3 separate regions of the Homo sapiens genome follow, and regions 1 and 2 are each linked to region 3. A link is a contact called in ENCODE Hi-C or POLR2A ChIA-PET data. All regions are on one chromosome and are shown on one strand. Each heading gives the region's core, a stretch centred on a gene start or an enhancer-like site at or near the end of the contact. The rest is flanking DNA. Distances are from core to core; before and after follow the strand shown. Region 1 holds the start of C5orf22 (chromosome 5 open reading frame 22). Region 2 holds the start of NNT (nicotinamide nucleotide transhydrogenase). Region 3 holds the start of NIPBL-DT (NIPBL divergent transcript).

What was found. Hi-C counts contacts between places; a loop is a spot of excess contacts on that map. ChIA-PET counts read pairs that join two places held with the same protein, here RNA polymerase II (POLR2A). Pooled maps may share reads with other maps.
Region 1: a loop to region 3 is called in a map of CD8-positive, alpha-beta T cell, with 14 times the contacts of the local background. The contact joins the promoter of C5orf22 here to the promoter of NIPBL-DT in region 3. A Hi-C loop is called at or near these places in 2 of 168 maps with a recorded cell type or tissue (CD8-positive, alpha-beta T cell and naive thymus-derived CD4-positive, alpha-beta T cell) and 16 of 50 pooled maps.
Region 2: a loop to region 3 is called in a map of naive thymus-derived CD4-positive, alpha-beta T cell, with 19 times the contacts of the local background. The contact joins the promoter of NNT here to the promoter of NIPBL-DT in region 3. A Hi-C loop is called at or near these places in 1 of 168 maps with a recorded cell type or tissue (naive thymus-derived CD4-positive, alpha-beta T cell) and 6 of 50 pooled maps. POLR2A ChIA-PET finds 5 or more read pairs at or near these places in 1 of 52 experiments (activated B cell).

What each region holds. Positions count from the first base shown.
Region 1 is chr5:31,530,586-31,534,952 of GRCh38, forward strand. C5orf22 (chromosome 5 open reading frame 22) reads left to right here and starts at 1,716. Exons shown (of 9, transcript NM_018356.3): 1 at 1,716-1,888; 2 at 3,687-3,832. The coding sequence starts at 1,808. DROSHA (drosha ribonuclease III) reads right to left here and starts at 1,508. Exons shown (of 36, transcript NM_001382508.1): 1 at 1,405-1,508; 2 at 865-940; 3 at 213-339. RefSeq lists enhancers at 1,588-1,757, 1,788-1,837, 1,888-1,937.
Region 2 is chr5:43,601,871-43,605,930 of GRCh38, forward strand. NNT (nicotinamide nucleotide transhydrogenase) reads left to right here and starts at 1,310. Exons shown (of 22, transcript NM_182977.3): 1 at 1,310-1,424. NNT-AS1 (NNT antisense RNA 1) reads right to left here and starts at 1,360. Exons shown (of 3, transcript NR_073113.1): 1 at 908-1,360. RefSeq lists silencers at 658-877, 1,141-1,230, 1,351-1,570.
Region 3 is chr5:36,874,190-36,878,334 of GRCh38, forward strand. It overlaps NIPBL-DT (NIPBL divergent transcript), which reads right to left and starts at 2,505. Exons shown (of 1, transcript NR_046262.1): 1 at 1-2,505. NIPBL (NIPBL cohesin loading factor) reads left to right here and starts at 2,580. Exons shown (of 47, transcript NM_133433.4): 1 at 2,580-2,989. RefSeq lists an enhancer at 1,876-1,925 and silencers at 2,336-2,445, 3,086-3,205.

The DNA.
Region 1 (4,367 bases), core at 466-2,965, 5.3 Mb before region 3:
CGCCATTGCACTCCAGCCTGGGCAACAAGAGCGAAACTCTAGCTCAAAAAAAAAAAAAAAAAAAAATCTCCCAACGTATGAATCTGCCCAGTGATTTTCTATCCATCTATCAATCTTAAATGCCACCTCCTCTATGAAGCCCTTCCTGATTCCCTTAGGTAATCCCATTCCCTCTAGACTTAGTCTATACTTAATCCTTTTACAGCACTTACCAGAGACTGCCTCATATCATAGTGAAGTATGCACACGTCTAACTCTTCCACTAGATTATCAGCTCCTTGATGATATGGGTTGATTCACAGTCATTTCTGTATCCTTCACATCCCCGGGAAAAGCAACCTACACACAGTAGGTGGTCAATAAATGTTTACTCTCTCACCAATAGTATGTTTCCATGTTGCTACTGTACATTTCCCTTCCATGTACCTCCGCAACAGAAAGCAGGCCTTTTCACTGAGTCATGCAATATTTAATGAGCCCATAAATGGGAAGCACTGTCCCAGGCCCTGTAGACTCAGAGATAATAAGACACACAGCCTGTAGGATTCAAGGAACTCAGAACCCACGTACAAGTAAGTGTTTTAAAAATACAAAATAATGCAATAAACACACAAAAAAGAGGTATGTGCAGGGCTTAGGGGAACACAAAGGTGTGTGCCGCACCTAGAGGTGGGCAAAAGTCAGGGTCACGAACACTCTTGTACAGTGTGTAACAAGAGCTGAACATTCACTGCCAGATCCTCATGGATGTTTCAGTAGTTAGAAAATCTAAAAATACTAATCATGAAATTGACCTATTGAAGGCATAGTCCGGCTGTGTTGTGGATGCAGACTTTAATTCAAAAGTCAAGGAATTCACTGCACCTGGAAAAGTAACTCTCTTTTCTCCGTCTGTCTCTTCTCGGTTGCGGTTTGGAAACAGAGACACTGAAGGAGCTGTCTTGAATAGTTAACACGGCCAGAACGTCAGTGCATGTAAAAAGAATTTTAAAGTGTGACTACATTTTTATTGAGAACTCCCTCTTTCCCCAGGTGGATCTGCAGGGCAGTCACCTTCATCCTGATCCATAACTGCACATTTACTGTTTGCATCTCCCGCCAGACGGTACGCCCCACGAGGCAGGCGCTGAGCTCAGGATCTCACTCCCCTCCGAGAGCCGGGCGGCCCCAGGCCTGGACCATAGTGTGTGCTCCACAAATGAATGAAAGGTCTCCTTTTTCACTTCCACTTATTTGCGGGATCCAGGCCTAGCGTCGCTCTTTTGCCCTTAGCTGCAGATCTGAAGTGGGGCTGCCCGACCCCAATTCCCGGACGCTTTTCACCCCAGCCCCGGAGACTCCAGCCCCGTTTAAATCCTGACACTCGGAAACTCTCTTCTAACACTTGCAAGGTACCCCTTTTACCTATAAAAGGCTCTCGGGCCGCGAGATCGCCGTCAGAGCAAAGCCAGGCTACTACCGCAGGTACCAAGACAGTGGCACCGCCCGCGCCTCCGGAACAGGAAACCGAGGGAATTAAAAAGCAAACCTGAGAAAGCTGGGCCAAGGGAGGGAAAACTCTTCAGCCCACCGCAGGGCCTTGTGCGCGGTGATTGGCGCGTCAACGAAAGCGATGGACGTCTAGACCAATCGTCAGCAAAAGACCCTTTGGAGCCCGCGCCCCCTCCCCCTACGTCCTCCAATCCGAAAACGCAACCGGGTGAGGGAGCGCTTCCGCCCGGAGAGAGCTGGCCGGGATGAGGCGCCGGCTTTCCCGGGTCTTCTCCAGCTGCCACCGCTTTACTGCAAAACTGACGGGCGCAAAAACATGAGTGACTCCGCGGGAGGGCGCGCTGGTCTCCGGCGTTACCCCAAGCTCCCAGTGTGGGTGGTGGAGGATCATCAGGAGGTGAGCGGACGGCAACAGGGCTCTGGGGCAGAATCAGCGGAAGCCCTGACGCTCAGAGGGCCAAGCAGAGGGCGCAACCTTAGCATCGGAGGCCAGAGAGTTAACCAGAGTTAAACTGCCCTATTCCGTTGCTGTGGAGAGGACCCCAAAACAGCTAACTAGGAAGAATGAGAACTGACATTTATGGGCGCTTCCTACGAGTCGGGGCAACTTATTTACCTCGGTTTGCCCCCAAATCCCAGAACCAAACAAAAGGTGGCATCGGGATTCGAAACCGGACAGTCTGGCTGCAGAGCCCTGTGTTCTTAACCTGCAGTTAACTCTGGCTTCCAAGTATCTCCTGGAATCGCCACCACAGCCCTGCTGTTTAGATGGGAGGCTTTATGCTTGGAACGTGGGCTCTGATCTGAAATGGGGACAGTAATCGTAGGACTCACAGGGCTCTTAGGAGTATTATTGTGTGCATACTGTGTTTAAAAATCTTTTTTTTTTCTTTTTTGAGACGGAGTCTCTCTCTGTTACCCAGACTGGAGTGCAGTGGCGCGATCTCGGCTCACTGCAACCTCCGCCTCCTGGGTTCGAGCGATTCTTCTGTCTCAGCCTCCTGAGTAGCTGGGATCACAGGCACGCATCACCGTACCCAGCTAATTTTTGTATTTTTAGTAGAGACGGGGCTTCGCCACGTTAGCCAGGATGGTCTGAAAGTCTGACCTCACGTGATCGGCCCCCGCCGGCCTCCCAAAGTGCTGGGATTGCAGGCGTGAGCTACTGCGCACGGCCCATATTGCGTAAAAAAAAAAAAAAATTTAACACGGTGCCCTGCATAGATAAACACTAAAAGGGGTTTCCATGTTTATGGCCGTGCTGATTTACAGTAGCCAAATTGGTGTCTTAATCTAGACTTTTCCAAGTCAACAAAGGAGGCCCATGGATCTAATAAATATGTTTTAAAGTAGCATCAGTAGGCTTGGGATGGGAGGCAGTTCTCTGGACGTTAAAAAAGAAGAGGGATTTACTGTTGGTGACAGCTAATAGGAGAGGAAGATAGGTTTCTCAGGACCTGGATATAGTGTCTATGACCTTGAGAGAATGAGAAAGCCTAGGTTAGACGGTGCTTTCAAATTAGGTATTAAACCTAGAATTAGAGAAGATGTAAGAGGAGAAATGGCCTTTATAGACCACCTAGCCCAACCCCACCATTCTAAGTGTACCAAAAAGACCCTAACCAGCCTGGACAGCAGAGCGAAATCCCATCTCTACAAAAATAGAAGTGAAAAAATTAGCTGGGCGTAGTGGTGCGTGCCTGTAATCCCAGCTACTCAGGAGACTGAGGTGGGAGGATCGTGTGAACCCAGGAGTCCAAGGCTGCAGTGAGCCATGATCACACCACTGCTTTCCAGGCTGGGCAACTGACAAGCCCCTATCCCTTTTTAAAGGAAAAAAAAGAATACTTTGAGACCTAGGGTACCTTGAACACCTAGTTAATGTTAGAACAGGCATTAAGCGGTAGTTTGTTCCTGAGCCCCAGTCCTGGTCTGTTTCCCCACATGACCTGTTGAGTTCAAGGGGGCAGCAGGAAGGCCGCTGGAGATGCAGGTTGGAAGTTCTGAGGACAAAGTAATGCTTGAGATTATCATCTGCACCATCTACAGTAAACAAATTTTATGTTTTTCCACTTTACAGCAACATAGTATGCTTTCAATTATGTGCATTATTTAGCATTGTTTTTCAGTCTGCAGTTGAGTGTGTGCTCATGGTTTCAGTGTTAATTCTTATTGTGTGCCTGTGTCTTTTACAGGTTCTACCCTTTATATACCGGGCCATAGGCTCAAAGCATCTTCCTGCCAGTAATGTAAGTTTTTTACATTTCGACTCACATCCAGACCTCCTTATTCCTGTGAATATGCCAGCAGACACCGTGTTTGATAAGGAAACACTCTTTGGGTAATATGTGATTTTATTTATGGTCTTTTGTGTTTGAAGTACAATTTGCAGTAGATAATAAGCAATTATAGGAAATAGACTTTGCTAAACTCATGGGTTTGGGGGTTTTTTGTTTGTCTTTTTGTCTTTTTCATTTTATTTAGAACAAGTGTTGACAACTTTCTTAAAGAGCCAGATTAGCAAATATTTTAGGTTTGCTGGCTATATGGTCTCTGTTGCAACTATTAATCTTTGCCTTTGTAGTGTGAAAGCAATCACAAGCACTGTGTAAACAAATGACAGTAGCTGTGTTCCAATAAAGCTTTATTTACAAGCTGGGCATGGTGGATGAGCCTGTAGTCCCAGCTACTCAGGAAGCTAAGGTGGGAAGATCACTTGAGGCCAGCAGTTCCAGGCTGTGATCAAAGCCTGTGGATAGCTGCTGCACTCCAGACTGGGCAACATAACCAGACCCCATCTCTTAAAAGAAACAAACCAAAAAAACTTTGTTTACAAAAACAGCCTAGCCAATGTTTAATCCTTTTAATATTTGCCT
Region 2 (4,060 bases), core at 60-2,559, 6.7 Mb after region 3:
AACCACGAATTATTAATCCCTAAAAGACAAAGCAGCAACTCCTGACCCCTACAAAAAGTTTTAAATCAATAACTTAGTTTAAAATCCTTACTAAGTGGGATCATTACTAATCTCACTTCATTGTACCTTCAGTATCTGGAAACCGTCCCTATGGTCACACTTACCACGGCTCATTATTATTTTAAAACATGGGGCTGTGTCATTTCCTGTCTGTGAGTTTGGACTGCAGTGGGAATCCATTAGTTGAATGACCTTCTGTGTAGGTTAATCACAAGACAAGTTCTCAAACTAAGGGTTTCCCTGCGGCTCATTTCTTTTTAAAGTTATGGAATACCTGTTCTGCTTATACCTTTTAGATTCATAATTATTTTTCTTGTATCAAAATTTCAATTAATAGAAATAAATGACGTTACTGACACTTCATGATGATTAAGTTTTGGGCAAGTGAACCATTTTACACTCTATTTTTTATTCCTCCCACTTTTAGTCAGAATACACCTGCAGAATAAGTAACAGAACTGTGTGAAAAGAACGACTAGGTCATTACGGTTAATAGTTTTAGAAAAACAGCCGAGGCCTGGTCTGGAAAGCTCACAACCTCCACCCAGATGCTTTCCAGCCTCGGGGATATTCGTACTAGCAGTGACACTAGCCAGCTTCCTCTAGGCTGGCTCTGATGTTGGAAGACAAGCACGCAGATGTGTGTTACTTTTCAAGCCTGGACATCGTTTCTGAGGAATTTAACTCCACCTCTCCTGCCAGAATGGAAAATCAACGCCCCCCATTCCCGCCCTTCACCAACCCCTCTCCGCCTGCCCCTTTCCCTTGGGTCCTCTCTGTTACAGAAGTTCTGATTTTTCCTAGCGAGCTGGAGGAAAGGCAGGTACCCGGAGTGGAGTTATATTACCTGTTTCTTTGTTCTGATGGGACCCCAGAGAGGACATCACGCTTTGTAACTGGTTCTTCAAGGGGAGAAGCAAATGTGTCCCTGAAAACTTCAGCTGCCGCGTTTGGCACCAGGTTTGATTGACAAGGACTGGCGGAGGGAAAGCGCGGAGGCTGGGCTGGGGGCCGCAGGCCGAGGCAGAGACAAAGAGGTTTCGCCTGTCCCCGAGAGTGGAAGGGCCCCTGGGGGTAACTAGCCTTTGAGCTCAAAGGGGCATTTCGTGAGGTCGCCTTTTGGTTCGGAGAGCGCGCGGCGATCGGGTGGAGGGGGCCTGGCGGGAAGAAAGCTGGGGCGGGGAAGGGGCGCGGGCCGAGGTGGGAGCGGAGCTGCAGTCACGTGGCCGCCCGCCGCCGCGGAGTTGGGGCTGTTCTTCCGGGTTGGAGGCGCAGCGCCGCGGGGCCCAAGCCCGGGTCTGCCAGCGCGACGTCCTCTCGCGGCCCTCAGGGCACAGCCCAAGGCTGTCAGCCTCCCGGCCCAGGTGAGCGCGACGGCACTGGCGGGTGCGGGCAGCCGGGGCGCGCGCCTAGGGCGCAGCTGGGAAAGGGGCTCGGGCCTTTCCTGAAGACCACGGCCCTCGCCGGGAGAGAGACCTGTCAAAGAGCAAAGCGGGGCGGGGTCGGCGGTGTCCCGGGCGCAGGGTGCATTGGGGTGTCCGCAGGCCGCAGGCTTAGGTGGGGAAGAAGCACCGTGCCTCTTGGTGTCCCTTTCTCGTCTCCTGCTGGGGCGATGTCGAAGGGAGTGGGCTGGTGGATTTGGGAACTGGGTCCCCGAAGAGGGCAGGGAATGAGGCGGCAGCTGTGCAGGTGCAGATATTTGCAGCTTTGGGGGACAGCGAGAGTCGTACGGGGTCATTTCGGCCCTCAAGATCGGGGGTGGTGGAGAGGGAGGTCATAGAGGACTTTCGATGGGCGGTTCATCCAGAGAGGTGGCAGCTGGATGCCCTTGAGGTATGCTTGACCCTTGAGGGAGTTCGGAGAGGGTGTCCGGCTGGGGACATAGGAGATTGCGAGCACAAATTGTGAGTGTGAGTTGGGGCGGTCTGGCGGTGGTGGGTACAAGTTTCTGGGGCCTAGGCTGGTGAGGAGGAAGAGACAGCGGAGAGGGCGACCTGGGCAGAGCTAGTTCAAACTCAACAGCCGGAATGACTATTTGCAGCCGTGGCCAATCGGCTTCCTAGGGAGGTTATAAATAGCGGTCTCGTGCAGATGCCAGCGGGTGGCAGTTAGTTGCCGAGCAAGGGACGGCACCGGTGGCAGTAGCCGTGACACCAGTGGCTTTGGGTGAGGTCACGGCGCCTGCCAGCCGAAGCTGGCTCAGTAGGGTATTGTGTCCTTGCTGGTATGTCTCGCTTTTAAAAGCGTGACTTGTTTATGGTTGCCGGTGTCCTTTATTCACCCTGTGGCGCCGGCCAGTCCTTAGGTGGTCTGTTTGTCAGGAGTCTTGTAGGACAGACTTATTCGGAGAAGCGCGTGGGGCTTAGGTGCCTACCTACTCTTCTTATTTAAAGTGTGCCCCTTTTCTTCATTGCACCCCTTTTATTTGTAAACCTTGACTTTTTATTAACAGACAGTTTAGGATTGCCTTCTTTCCAGCAGGTGCGCTTAGGCTGCTTACCTTGGTGATAGAATCAGTTTTCCACAAGGCTACACAAACATTTCCTTTTCAAAGGAAATTTTCCGAAAATCCTTGGAAAATGTGCTCAATAGGTACTTAGGCTTAAGGTCACCTAGCCCTATTCATTCAGTCAAAAATACTGACTTCCTCTGTGTTGTGCAAAGCACTGGGGGAGAGTAATACCAAAGTGAATATAACAGCTGATAAGGATATTCTCAGTCCTGGCAACAACCCTGAGAGGTAGGTGCTGTTATTTTATTTTTTCAAGTCTCGCTCTGTTGTCCAAGCTGGAGTACAGTGGCACAATCACGGCTTACTGCAGCCTGGAACTCCTGGGCTCAAGTGATTCTCCCACCTCAGACTCCCAAGTAGCTGGGACTTCAGGCTTGCACCACCATGCCCTGCTAATTAATTTTTTTTTTTTAGCAATGGGGGTCTCACTGTGTTGGCCAGGCTAGTCTTGAATTCTTGGCCTCAAGCAGTCCTCCCCACTAGCCTCCCAAAGAGATGGCATTATAGGCGTGAGCCACCACCCTGGGTGGGTGCTATTATTCCCCATTTTAAAGATGAGGAAATTAAGTACAGGGAAGTTAAGTGACTTCCCAAGGTCACACAGCCAATAAGTTGCAGAGTGGGGCTTCCAATCCGCAGATCCAGAGCTGACTCTCTTAAATATCTGTGGTATCCTCCCTCTTTAGGTTGGGTGCTTTCCCTCAAGGATTTTAATATCTAATAGGGGAAATAACCCATATAAGTTACATTAAACATACATATGAAAGCAATGCTTAAAAAGTTGTGCTTTTGGGCCGGGCGCGGTGGCTCACGCCTGTAATCCCAGCACTTTGGGAGGCCGAGGCGGGTGGATCATGAGGTCAGGAGATCGAGACCATCCTGGCTAACAAGGTGAAACCCCGTCTCTACTAAAAATACAAAAAATTAGCCGGGCGCGGTGGCGGGCGCCTGTAGTCCCAGCTACTCGGGAGGCTGAGGCAGGAGAATGGCGTGAACCCGGGAAGCGGAGCTTGCAGTGAGCCGAGATTGCGCCACTGCAGTCCGCAGTCCGGCCTGGGCGACAGAGCGAGACTCCGTCTCAAAAAAAAAAAAAAAAAAAAAAAAAAAAAGTTGTGCTTTTTTCCCCTAATTTTGAGTTATAAAGTTTTTTTCTTATTGCTTCAAAGCCACAGGAACACATGGATAAATGAGAGCTTTACAGTGAAGATGGAGGAAAATGTGATGATTAGGATGGAGTATTATCTTTTGTATAAACCTGTACAGGTCAATGATAAGATAGTTTAAATATTCTCTATCTTTCAGGGCCATTTGTATTTGGTTTAGACTTAGTGATATGTATTGCTTTTGCCAAGAAATGACCTCCTGATCTCTGCCCTGTATGTTCACAGTTGAATCAAGTGAAATTTTTCACAGAAATGGGCCTATGAAGGCTTTGGCCCTACTGATGTCTGATGCCCCTGCCAAGGATCTGCTGAACATCAAATTACC
Region 3 (4,145 bases), core at 1,255-3,754:
AATAATAATGAATAGACGATTGGATTTACTAAACAATGTTTGATTAATTGTATTAATGGTTATAAAATACCTATCAAGGCTGTCTTTTCTTGTCCAAAAATTCAATACATGAAATATGAAAATTTGTAATACCATAGCCAAAGCCTTATTGCATAGCTTCTAGCTTACTGATATATTTACTTATTTTAATTTAAAAAGCCTGTTTTTCCAGCCACTAGGAAATAAGATTTCTCACGTTTTATAGTACTCAAAAATCATGATTAAGTATATCTAATGCTAACCTAAGTGTAAGCAAACAGCAAACTAAATGGTGAATTAAAATATCCACACCAAGCCTGACCTCAGCTTTCATTGAACCTTTTCTTCAGAAGAAAACTAAAAATAAATTTCACTAGCATTTGCTTTGCTTGACAGCATAATTGAGTAGCAACCAAAGTAGCCACATGTGGTCCTTTATGTAAGGCCTTCTAGCCTCAGAAACACACACCTTTTGAATTAGCGTGCCTGGTACCCATTTGTGCCCAATAAATACTTGCTGAATGAACTTTTCCAATAGTGCTGGATTTGCTCTGAGCCAACCAAATTCTCACTTTTAATGTATTTTGAAAGACAGAGGACGACAAGATGAAGAATGCAGTTTGAGACTCAGAAGAGCAAACATAATCGGCCCAGTATGGATATGATCATTTGATGCACTGTCCTCGGGCATGCTCATTTACAGAAGCCTAAAAACAAATTTTATCCCTCATTTGTGGGTTTCTGGTGTTGTGGAGGGCTTTCCAATGTTTAGAAGCAATATATTTTTATAGAATTCTGTAATAAACGTGTTTTAAATCTTTTATAAAGCTCTCTGTAGCATATAAGTACATATTAAAGACAGAAATGGGGGAGCATCAAGGCCCTTATAATCGCATTCATTCCTTAACCACATACTACGCATCTACTGTGTGGCATTCTAGGCGGGGGCCGTAACACCAGTGCAGAAAAACACAACCTCTTGTCCTCTTAGAGCTTACATTGCACTGGGGAAGGAGAGATAAGAAGATAAACAAGTATGGATATGTAGACTGTCCAAAGGATAAAATGAGAAGGGGGCTAGGGAACTTTCAGTTTAAAAGTAGCCGCGGAAGCACCGAGTGACACGAGCAAAATCCTGAAGGTGAAGGAGCAAGCCCTGTGGACGACGCTCAGGGAAGAGTCCTACTCGCAAGGATGCCAGGGCAGGCCCGCCCCCACCCTCAACGGCGCGCGGGGACTTCTGCCGCAGTCAAGGCTTTGGCTCACTCCCCTCAAGACGGGAAGCCATTCGCAGGGCCTAGAGAAAAGGAGTGACAGGATCTTGGCCCCCTGAGTGGCCTGAGGCAAAAGGAATAATCTAAGCAAGTTTTCCTACTTACTTTTAGCGCACTGGTACACACACAAATACACAATACAATTCATATAACACGAATTTCGTCCCGGTTGAGTAAAATTCCGCTTACCTACTGCACTTTTTACCGAAAATAGCCCCTTTTTAATTTACACAAACTTAATAGAGAACGGTGGAACAATGGTTACTTCTTGTTTTACAATTTAAAAACTACAACAACCATAGTACTGTACGTATAATCACATATTGTATTCCAGCCTTGTCCAGCGCCTCAGTTTTCCGAACCTAAAGAGGAAAACGATGTTTGAAATCAGCTGGCCGCAGGCCCGCGGGTCGCCCGCAGTCACCGGTGGCTGAGTCGGGGCCGGCGGTTCTCCCCGCGCGCTCGGCTCCACCCACACCTAGAGGGGGGCGCCCGGGCAGCCGCGGGCGAGCTTCTCGCTCGCGCAGCGTCGCCTACAGGCCTTTATCCTGACCGTTAGAGAAGAACCCAAACCTCTGCCGACAAAAAGCAAAAGCAGCGGAGACCGCGTATTTCCAGAAATAAACGCATCATCACAAACACGATTCCAATTCAATCCAGCCGACAGTCGTCTTCACCTCCAAAGGTTGCGTTCTTATTCGCAGAAATAACACGCAGTCGGGCGTAAGGTCCCGGCTCTCAAAAGGCAAGGTGTACGATCCATCCATCCACCCGGCTGCAGGGACACCATTTAAAACGGGCATCATCGCCATCGAATCGCGGGCGTCCTCTGTGGGGCCGCCCGGAGATCGGCTCCCTAAAGCTAACGACGACCTGGGACAGCCAGCGCGGCCTCCAGCCGCCGCCGTCGGCGACCTGAGAGCCCGTCCGGGCCTGAGTGCCCCCCACGCTCACGACCACCACCGAACTCGGGCCCCGCTCCTGTCGGCCTCCAGGAAAATAAAGACAGAGGAGAGCCGGCCCGCCTGTGTCGCAGGGCAAACGTCGCTCTGAAGCATCGACAATACTGGCAACATCCACAGCCGCCCTGAGGGGACGGGCGTAGAGGAGAGCTGCCGCCTCCCGGCTGCTGGGCCCGGGTGCCGCGCGGCGCGGCCGAGGACGCGAGCCCAAGTGGCGGCAGCGGCGGCTGCGGCGGTGGCGGAAGTGGAGTGGGGAAGAGGGGGTGGTTGTTAGTGTTTGGCGCCGGCGGAGGGAGTCATTCCTGCAGCTGCACTTCCGGTCGGCATTTTGTTCTGAGAGGGAGAGACGGAACGAGAGAGAGACACACACAGGGCTCCTTCCCCCCGCCCTCCCCCCCCTCCCTCCGTCGGTACCGACTCACCCGACACCACCAAGCCGCAGGGAGGGACGCCCCCGCCGACAGGAGAATTGGTTCCCGGGCCCGCGGCGATGCCCCCCCGGTAGCTCGGGCCCGTGGTCGGGTGTTTGTGAGTGTTTCTATGTGGGAGAAGGAGGAGGAGGAGGAAGAAGAAGCAACGATTTGTCTTCTCGGCTGGTCTCCCCCCGGCTCTACATGTTCCCCGCACTGAGGAGACGGAAGAGGAGCCGTAGCCACCCCCCCTCCCGGCCCGGATTATAGTCTCTCGCCACAGCGGCCTCGGCCTCCCCTTGGATTCAGACGCCGATTCGCCCAGGTAAATTCCTGCTCTTTATTTCGGCGGCGGCGGCGGCGGCGCCGGCGCCAGGTCCTCAGCGTCTCTCCTCCTCGCTCCCCTCCCCGCCGTTTCCTTAGCGGCCCCAGGTCTCTTCCACAGGCGAGTCTAGAGTTCGCTCCTCTCTGGTGGCAGCCGCCTTGGGTAGCGGTGGTTTTGTACCCTCTCCCGGCCGGCTCCGGTGGCGGGGACTGGGCTCCTGCTGGGCGGCCGGGGAGGCGTAGGCCCGGCGGAGAGTGCAGGCCGCGGGCCAGCGGAATCTACTTGAGCTCGGGGATTAGGAGAGCTCCGGGCTGAGCGGAGCGACTGCTGGTCGGTGACAGGCCTCGCCCGGGAGTGGAGCCGTAGCTAGTGGGGAGGCGGAAACAATACAACTAACAGCAAATGTGCCCTGATCGTCCCCATATTTACAACTTTCCCGGTCCGGGAGTGGGGAACGTCCCAGTGAAACAAACAACCTCCCTTCTTCCCCCTGTGACCCCATGAAGGGAGGAAGTAGTTTCAGTTAGTGAGACAAACGTAAATACTCAGACGCGGATCCAGTGGTAATTCTTTCTCTTTCTAAAACTTGTTTGGACGTTGGAAAGTTCATAAAGACTCATTTTCTTTTTTAAAGAATTAAATCGTCCACATGAATATTTAATACAGAAAAACATACTGTGGTAGACACTGCACATCTCCCCCTCCCCAAGAGCTTTTATCTTGTTGTTTTGACAGTGTGTTGTTGCACATGGACTTTTTATTCAAAGACAAGTATAAAGTACTTGACAGGTTTACTCTGCCACTTTCTATTTGTATGCGTTATGTAAGGGCAGTTTTAAGCGACTATACGTAAAACACTCAGGTACTTCCTGACCAAAACGTGTAGGAGCATACAAAGAATTTTAAGTGTTCTGAGAATTGTGCTGAGATACGGGTAAAACCACTTTTCTTTTCTTTTTCCAAAAAAGAAATTAAGTTATACTTAAAATCCTTGGGAGGTTAAAAAATTGTAGAAGGTGCCATCCTTTTATGTCAGGGCAGTTCTTCTTGAGGTCCCAGGATTGTCATTGGCTGTTTGTGCCATGATGTTTGACTGTGTAATGAGAGAGGTGTCATTTTAATAGGTTAAATGTATCTGTAAATGCTGGAGAAAAAT